Regions from separate parts of the Mus musculus genome. Here region 2 is linked to region 1. A link is a loop called in an ENCODE intact Hi-C map of the cell type or tissue named here. Cell type or tissue: left cerebral cortex. All regions are shown on one strand. Region 1 holds the start of Vdac2 (voltage-dependent anion channel 2). Region 2 overlaps Adk (adenosine kinase).

Evidence for each region. Hi-C counts contacts between places; a loop is a spot of excess contacts. Peaks named below come from ENCODE experiments on the same cell type or tissue, not always from the same donor. Only the 100,000 strongest peaks of a DNase experiment are listed, where the experiment ranks them.
Region 2: it touches region 1 in a loop (4-fold over the local background); 8 of 42 quality-filtered maps call a loop at or near these places.

The regions. Positions count from the first base shown.
Region 1 is chr14:21,829,809-21,833,808 of GRCm38, forward strand. It overlaps Vdac2 (voltage-dependent anion channel 2), which reads left to right and starts at 1,753. Exons shown (of 10, transcript NM_011695.2): 1 at 1,753-1,859; 2 at 2,043-2,101; 3 at 3,076-3,144; 4 at 3,993-4,000. The coding sequence starts at 2,068. In left cerebral cortex, a CTCF peak has its summit at 1,842; a DNase peak (open chromatin) is centred at 1,427; H3K4me3 peaks cover 2,616 bases; H3K27ac peaks cover 1,859 bases.
Region 2 is chr14:21,134,956-21,138,955 of GRCm38, forward strand. The region is part of intron 3 of Adk (adenosine kinase); the gene reads left to right. Among named protein-coding and RNA genes, the nearest start is that of Adk, 84 kb to the left of the region's middle. In left cerebral cortex, a CTCF peak has its summit at 2,160 (motif pointing right); a DNase peak (open chromatin) is centred at 2,157.

The DNA.
Region 1 (4,000 bases):
GAGCTTGGATGAAGGGATGAGTCAGGTGCTGGAGCCCGATCTCATACACACAAAGACTCTTCCCATTTCACTTTTTACAACACAATTCCAGCTGTGAGCAGGTGAGGTTGCTGGCTAGCCTTGCTCCTGGGAGAGAAACATACCAGAGTGTAACTTTAAACTTGGGTGTTGGATTGGGGGGAGCCCACCTAGCCATCTTTCCTCCGGCTTAGGAGGAGAGTGATGACTTAACAGTACTTGAGTAGAGGAAGAGTTCAGAGACGATTGAGTCATGAGTGCATATGTGTGGGTGTCTTTGCTCTCAGTCCAACTGTATGTCTATTGAAGATTATTAAACAGCATCTTAGAGATGAGGGAATTGAGGTCCACAGGCTAAATTATTTGAGTTTATTGAGCTGAAGTGTCAGTTGTCTCCATTTTAAATCTTCTGTATGGCTGACGTGTGTGTGTGTGTGTGTTTTGAACAGTGTCTACTGCTCTTCACCTTTTACAGAATTTAGAGAACACGGTTTGCAGGCCAGGTTGACAGAGCCCCCGTGACCCTCTTGTTTCTATTTCTGGAACTACTACTGGCTTTTAATGTGGGTGTTGGGTGCTGGGGATCCGAGCTCAGGTCCCCTTGCATGCACAGCAAGATAAGGGTTCTTACTCACTGAGCCTCCGATTCTATCTTTATTATCCTGTTTGCCTCACCCTGTAGTTTAGCCTCAAACTGGTCTCTATTATTATTATTTCAAGACAGGGTTTTTCTGTATTGCCCTTGCTGTCCTGGAACTCTCTCTGTAGACCAGGCTGGCCTCGAATTCAGAAATCCACCTGCCTCTGCCTCCCAAGTGCTGGGATTAAAGGTGTGCACCACCACTATCCAGCGGTCTCTTATCTTTATTAACCTTTTGCCTCACTCTGTAGTTTAGCCTCAATCTGGTGTAATTTCTCTGCCGCCCAGATCTGGGACTACAGGTATAGGCATCAGGACTGGCTGCTCCCTCCCTCTTCTGGCATATCTAAAGAACTTGAGAGCAGCATTCTAATGACTGGTCAGCATGAATCCTACAGTTATTCCCTTGTCTCTCCAGGCCTCTCAACCAGGGGAAGCTTCTCTTCCTAGAGCAGGATGTGCTTCTGCGCGTGTGTGAACCCATACCATATATGGGTGAGACGGAGGCTGCAGGAGCGCAACCCTGAGGCTCCGAGAGAAATGCCCAGAGACTGGCTCAAGTTTGTTCCTTTGGAGCCCAGCCTAGTCCCAGCAGGGGAGGACATGGCGGTGGGCGGTGAACCGAGATGGGAAGAGCATGGAGGCTGCACTTGGGGAGAGTGTTTCATCCCCCTCAACCCGGACCTTAAGTTCAGACCTCCAGGCTGGGACTCAGGGAGGAGGCTGAGAGGGTGCACGTGACCCTGCGGGGCACATCGCCCCGCCCCGTCGCGACTCGCGTGGCCACTCCCATCCTGACCGCGCGGGTGCCGTTGCGCCGCCTCCGCCGTTCCCAGGTCCTCGCCTCTGGGGCTGTCCTGGACATTGCCTAACCCGAGGCCCCGCAGCTCCTGCTCGCCCCGTCCCCGCCGGACGGTCCGAGACCGCTCACCCAAGGAGACCGCCGTGCTCTCGACCCACGTGGTCACTCCGGAGCAGGTGGGAGTGGGCAGCGGGCGGAGCGGCAAGGACAGGCGCGGTAGACAGCCCGGGCGGCCGCGGCGGGGACCTGGCTGGGGGAGGCCAGGCTTGCGGCGGGGCGCAACGGTGTCTCCTTCACTTCGCCCTCCAGCCGCGGTGGCTGCAGCGCAACTTTCAGATAGCGGAGTGGCCTCAGCTGCGAGCCGAGCGGTGGCGGCAGCGCCCCTCAGGACACCCGCAGGTACTATGGTGCCCGCCTCTTGCCGACTCTGGGGCCTTAGGGCGGGCCGGCAGCCTGAGTGAACTCAGGGCGGCCCTGGTCCCCTAAGATGGCCGCAGCGGCCCCGGCCCCTTTCTCTAATGTCCGAGCTCCCCAGGGGACCCTTTGACTGTCCCCTGACCGCACTTCTTGTCCCTTTCACAGATCACCTTTTCCCCGCGACTTCGCCATGGCTGAGTGCTGTGTACCGGTATGCCCACGGCGTAAGTAGCACAAGAGGTGTTTGCGCGATGGGGCCATGGGGGCTGTGCTGTTCCTCTTTAGAGAACCATACCTTGTTCCGCCGTGGCCCACATGATGCCTGCAAAGACTTGGAAAGTTTGCTTCTTTGCGCGCCCCCTAAGTCTTACACTGCCACTCTGTTGACGGACGTGGTGCTGGGCTGTTGGGTTGCAGATAGGGGGGCTCGCGCCTGGGGCGTTGGTCCTTGGCCGCACCCACCCTTGGCTTTTGGATATGTTACTTACAAATCCGAAAGCAAAACACTTAGTTGTTGAATTCCATCTTGGGGTTCGGGGGGGGGGGGCGGAGAGTTAGAGCAGTCACTTTGCAAGAGGAAGTAGTTCGCTGTCTGCCTGCACAGGTCGAGTGCACTACAAGGTCATTACACGTGTTCCTAAGGGCGTGGATGTGCACTGGAGAATGAATGAGCTGCTCCTGGAGCTCGGATTCCTTGCCCTTAAGCCTCACGTTGTCGGAGGACTTGGGGGACCGTAGTAATGTGTTTAAAGTGCCATTTGATATTTAGTTGCTGTAGACATAGATGGTTGTATTTTTTGCCCGTGTCTCAATTGTGCCAGTTCCCAGAGTGTTGGTTTTGATTTTGGAAGTCCTTCCCAAAGGTTTGTTAGGGGAGAACGCCTAAGCTTAAATTTTGGTTTTTATCTCCGTTAAATCAGTCACCTTGAGTTTTGGCAACTGTGTAGGCAGTAGACACTTATGTTTAGGAATTAGAAAGGCTTCCCCCATTCTTAAAACTTGGTAGAAATGTCCCAGGTTTGTATTACCACATAGCTATTTAGAAATAAGTTTTTGTTATGGGTGGCTACTTTAGAATAACATTTATTGAAGTTCTAGTGGCATCAAAACCCACTCCGGTTGAACTGCTTGAATGTAAATGTTAGCAGTAGGTCCTAGTAGTAGCTCACATTAACTGTAGAATGTTTCTTTTGACTAGCGATGTGTATCCCTCCACCCTATGCTGACCTCGGCAAAGCTGCCAGAGACATTTTCAACAAAGGATTTGGTAAGGACTTTTTTCCCTTTTAAACATAAAAGAGAAAAATATATGCTTGGACCTCTTGAAAAAAGTTAATTGCTTTGCTTTTCTAGACTGAATACCCTGCTGCACTCATGCCTCTGCCAGCTGCATGTGTACCCCACTTTCTTAGCCTTTCTTCGGTCACAATTGAAAAGCTTGTTCTTTTTATTTTGTTGTTGTTTTTTGGTTTTGTTTCAAGACAGGCTTTCTCTCTGTAGTCCTGGCTGTCCTGGAACTCACTCTGTAGACCAGGCTGGCCTTGAACTCTCAGATCTACCTGCCTCTGCCTCCCAAGTGATGGGAGGCGAGTACCACCCCACTCCCCACCCCCTAGGGAGAGGGGAAAGCCTGTACTTTATTCTTTTAAGTGACAGTTCAGACCATGGTTGGATAGAGCTGCCTAGAATTACTGTTTTATTTTTGTGGTTATGACTCTGGGTAGGTGGAAACCTTAGAGTTTTGAGTCAATTTTTGTGCTTTCTTGAAAATTGATTGTTTTGCACATACCACTACCCCTTGCTCTTTGGTGATACCCTTTTGGGATAAAAGTCCTAAGTGTGTTGCCATAAACAGTAGGCCAGTCTGAGGAACTGATTTTTAATCTAACGTTTAAAAATGGCTTGAAAAGGGTGCGGCAGGAAGTGGAGCCAGTTATAGGACACTAGGCAGCGCTACTGTCACCTTAGCAGAGCTGACTGCTTGTAAATGTTCCTTCATGTGCTGTGCATTTGTCCATTTCTGTCCCGGACTTTGGGATTATGTTCACAGTACTTTGAGTGTGGGTATACGTCTTTTCTGCAGAAGAATCATATCTTTGCCCTCTCTTTTTGAAGGCTTTGGG
Region 2 (4,000 bases), 690 kb before region 1:
TGTGAGCCACTGTGTGGTTGCTGGGATTTGAACTCAGGACCTCCGGAAGATCTGTCAGTGCTTTTAACCACTGAGCCATCTCTCCAGCCCCTTATTCATACTTTTTAGTTAGTCCCAGCATCAGAGGTAGAGGTGGGAGGATCTAGAAGGCAGGGTCACCCTTGGCTCACTACAGATGTCAAGGCTAGACTGGGCTGCTCAAGATCCTGTTTCAGCCTTTCTCTATATTGCCTTCACCGTAGCTTCGTATTTCACTTGGGTTTGGAATTTGAGGTTGAAATAGTTTCCTCAGCAATCTGAAGGCTGTCTTATTTTGGCAACTGGTGCTGCTTGTGGGAAATGGGGTGCCATGATTTCTATTCTTTCGTGGAGAATTATTTTTGTTTGAACTCTTAAAATCTCCTCTTTTTGCCCACTATTCTGTAATTTCTTTTAAATTAATTTTTTTATATGTATGAATATTTTTCCTCCGTGTATGGCTGTGTTACCACATGCATGCCTAGTGAGTCACATCCCTTGGAACTGCAGTTACAGCTGGTTCTGAGCTGCCACCTGGGTCCTGTGAGACAAACCTGGGTCCTCTGGAAGCATAGCCAGTGCTTGTAACCTCTGCATCATCTCTCCAGCCTAAAGCATTATGTATTTCTTAACGTGACATTTTTTTTCCCACCATGAATTTCTTTTCATTGGGCTGAGCATGTAATGACAGATTTAAAATGTCCTTTCTGACATTTTTTGTTATACAGTCTTTGGTAATTTCTTTCTATCATGTTCTCTAGAGCTATGAATTACTTTATAGTTTCCTGGCACTTAGAGGTTTTCTGATTTTTCCAGTATAAAAAATACATTTATAATTTTTAATGTATTTTTTACACAATTTTGCCACCTTTTCAATAACATATAACTCAATGACCTAGAATTTAAAATTTTAGTTGTAAGCTGTGTTGTAAAAGTTGTATTCACTACTTGTTATAGATAGCTATAGTAATTGTGTGTGTGTGCATACATGTATACACGCACACTTGCACTGACTCATGCTTGCCCACATATGTACATCTGGAGGCCAGAAATTCATATTTTTAGAGCTTTGTTTTTATTGTTTTTTAATTATGTGTACCTATGGGTATGCCCACTTGAGTGCAGTGGCTTTGGAGGACACTGGTGTCTGACTTGGAGCTTGAGTTACAAACTGTTCAGCCTCACTTGATGAGGGTGCTCACAACTGATGTGGCATCTTTGCTAGAAGAGCAGCAAGCGCTCATAATGCCTGGAATATCTTTCTAGCCCCCAGAGGTTGATATTGTAAAGTTTCATTTAGTGTAGGAGTGCCGAGACTACAGACATCTATGGCATCCAGCTTTTCATGGACTTCCAGGGATGGATCTCAGGTCAGGTCATCAGACTCCTCTGTCACTCAGCCACCTTTCTGGCCCTCCACATTGCATCTTCAAACAGCCTCCCTCACAGAAACAGAGCTCACTGTTTTATGTAGATTGACTGGCCTGCAAGCATGTAGAATCCAACTGCCTCCTTACCGCAGCAGTACCAGACACCTGTGGTTTCTGAGAGCTCACTAGAGCTCACTGATTTAGGTAACCGACGTCTCCTGTCTCCCCCTCACAGGCCTGGGGATCTGAATTCAGGTCGTTGTGCTTACACAGCACCCACTTTACCAGCTGAGCCATCTCCTGATCCTCTGAGCACCAGACCTTTTTTTAAAAGATTGATCTATTTTCCCTTGGAGTATTTTTCACTGAGTATATGTACGTGTACTGCCTGTGTTTAGTCCCCTGCACCCAAGTCAGGCACCTCAAAACTGTCTGTAACTCTTGCACCTGGGACTTCACGCCCTCTTCTGACCTCCAAGAGACCCATGATGACAGACATGCACATAGAAAAATAAAATAAATAAATCTAAACAAAATTTTTAATGGAGAAATCTTAAAAATGAAATAAAGTAGCCCTAACCTCACGGAGCAATTGTTGATAAAGGTATGAATGAAGGCACCCTGGAATGCTACACATAACTAGAACTGAATTAGAATCAAATGCCTTTTGGAAGAATTACTGAAGACAAAGCAACAATGGGAGGAGACTAGCCTGTATTCTTCAGCAAAAGGAATTTGAAGATGGAGTTGTAGTGTCTAGTGCAGGACACTAGGTGGCACCATTAGCTTACACTCCTCTACTGAAGGATGCTGAGTAGTTTCAGTATCTCAAGTGATTTGTCTTTTATTGAGTGTATTTCAAGATAATATTGTAGTTCTTGGGTTTTTTCTCCTTCAGTGATGATTTTGAAAATTTTCAGTGATATTTTTGTTTTAAAACAGTTTGTCTCCCAAATAAACTATATTATAAAAGTCACAATCAGTTCTTTTGTAATTTTTAAATGAAAGACTAAACTATATTTCTATTTAGACTCATTTCAAGCAGATTTTAAAGAGGTTCAGTCATGTAGAATAAACTACTATGCAGACAAACTGGCACATGCCTGTAATCCCAACACTAGGTTATCCACATGTCACCTTATCCCGGGGTAGTGTAGAAGTCCACTTTTTTTCTAATGCCAGGTCAGTATATAATTTCATTCATCCTTTTGAAATACTAAGAATAATCCCCTGGATCTGTCTTTTATTTTAAGATTCCAGATTTGGAATGATTAAATGTTTTAATTTCTGAAGTTGATTTGTACCATTAAATTTTTATGGATGGTGTAGTGTACAAGTGACAAAAGCCACATCTCAAAGCTGTTAAACAAGTGGGCATTTAGTAAAAAGATCCTGGTATGGCATCAGGTAAAGTGTAACTCAGTGGGGTAAATAGTATTAGAGTCATTTCAGCTCTTTTCCTCGGTGTCGGTTCTGTTTGCAAGAGAGGATGGCTACCGTCAGCTGATAGTTCACATTCTTGTTTTTCTGTATTCCTCCTAGTGGCTCCAAATTCAGTGTGGTGATTATATCCTAGTGGGCCTGCTCTGACTGGCCTTGGTCCCAGACCTATCCCCAAAGTCAAAGACGGAGCTTGTGTCTGAAAGTTACTGATCAAAAGTGTTTAGGTGAACTCTGTGGGCAAGTGGCATATGATTGTAACCCTAGCACTGGCTTATTTGAGGCGGAGGATCAGGAGTCTCATGTTCAACCTGCCTCCAGTGTAAAACCTTTTAAATAATAATAAAATAGAGTGTTAGAGTGGTGGAGTCTGCCAGGCAAAGTTGGATATTGTTAGGAAAAAGAAGACTGTTTATGGAGTTGGAGAGATGGCTCAGCAGTTAAGAGCAACTGGCTATTCTTCCATAGCACCTAGGTTTGATTCCCAGCACCCAAATGGTGGCCCATAGCAACCTGTAACTCTAGTTCCAGGATAGCTGACACCCACTTCTGACCGTAGAGGAAAGCAGGGAAGCAAGTGGTACCCAGACATCCATGCAGGTAAAATACCAAACACATTAGAGGGGGGTGAGGAGAATGGTTGGAAAATTCCATTCATTTCTAAGACCTTAGGACTATATTCATTTTGTCAGTTCTCCTTCACTAGAATTACTTATCTCAGCCTCATCTCTGTTACACCTAGTTATGACATCTCTCAGGCCATGCTCTCGTCGACAGGATTAGGGCTGCAACACTGTTGATACAGTTACTGTAAAGATAAAACAATGCAGAAAGCCAGGTGACCCAGGCCTAGCATTTCAGATGTTTCATAAGTAAGGATACGTTAGGATTTTATCAGCCCTTGTAATACATTTCAGATTAGTTTCTGTGTCCTGAATATCATAAATGTAAATTTATAATGGCCAATCTTAATTGGATTTAACTTACTGATGACTGTGTTCACTGCCTAAGAAGACAGTTGATACATCCTGGCCTTTTCAGGGCTCACTTTCATTTGTATGCTGAGATGCATAAGTTTCTGCAAGGGTTTTGTAATTAATCTATGTTGGAAAATATAAATTATCTTTAAAGACTAGCAATAAATATAGTAAAATTATGATAAATGATTTTAT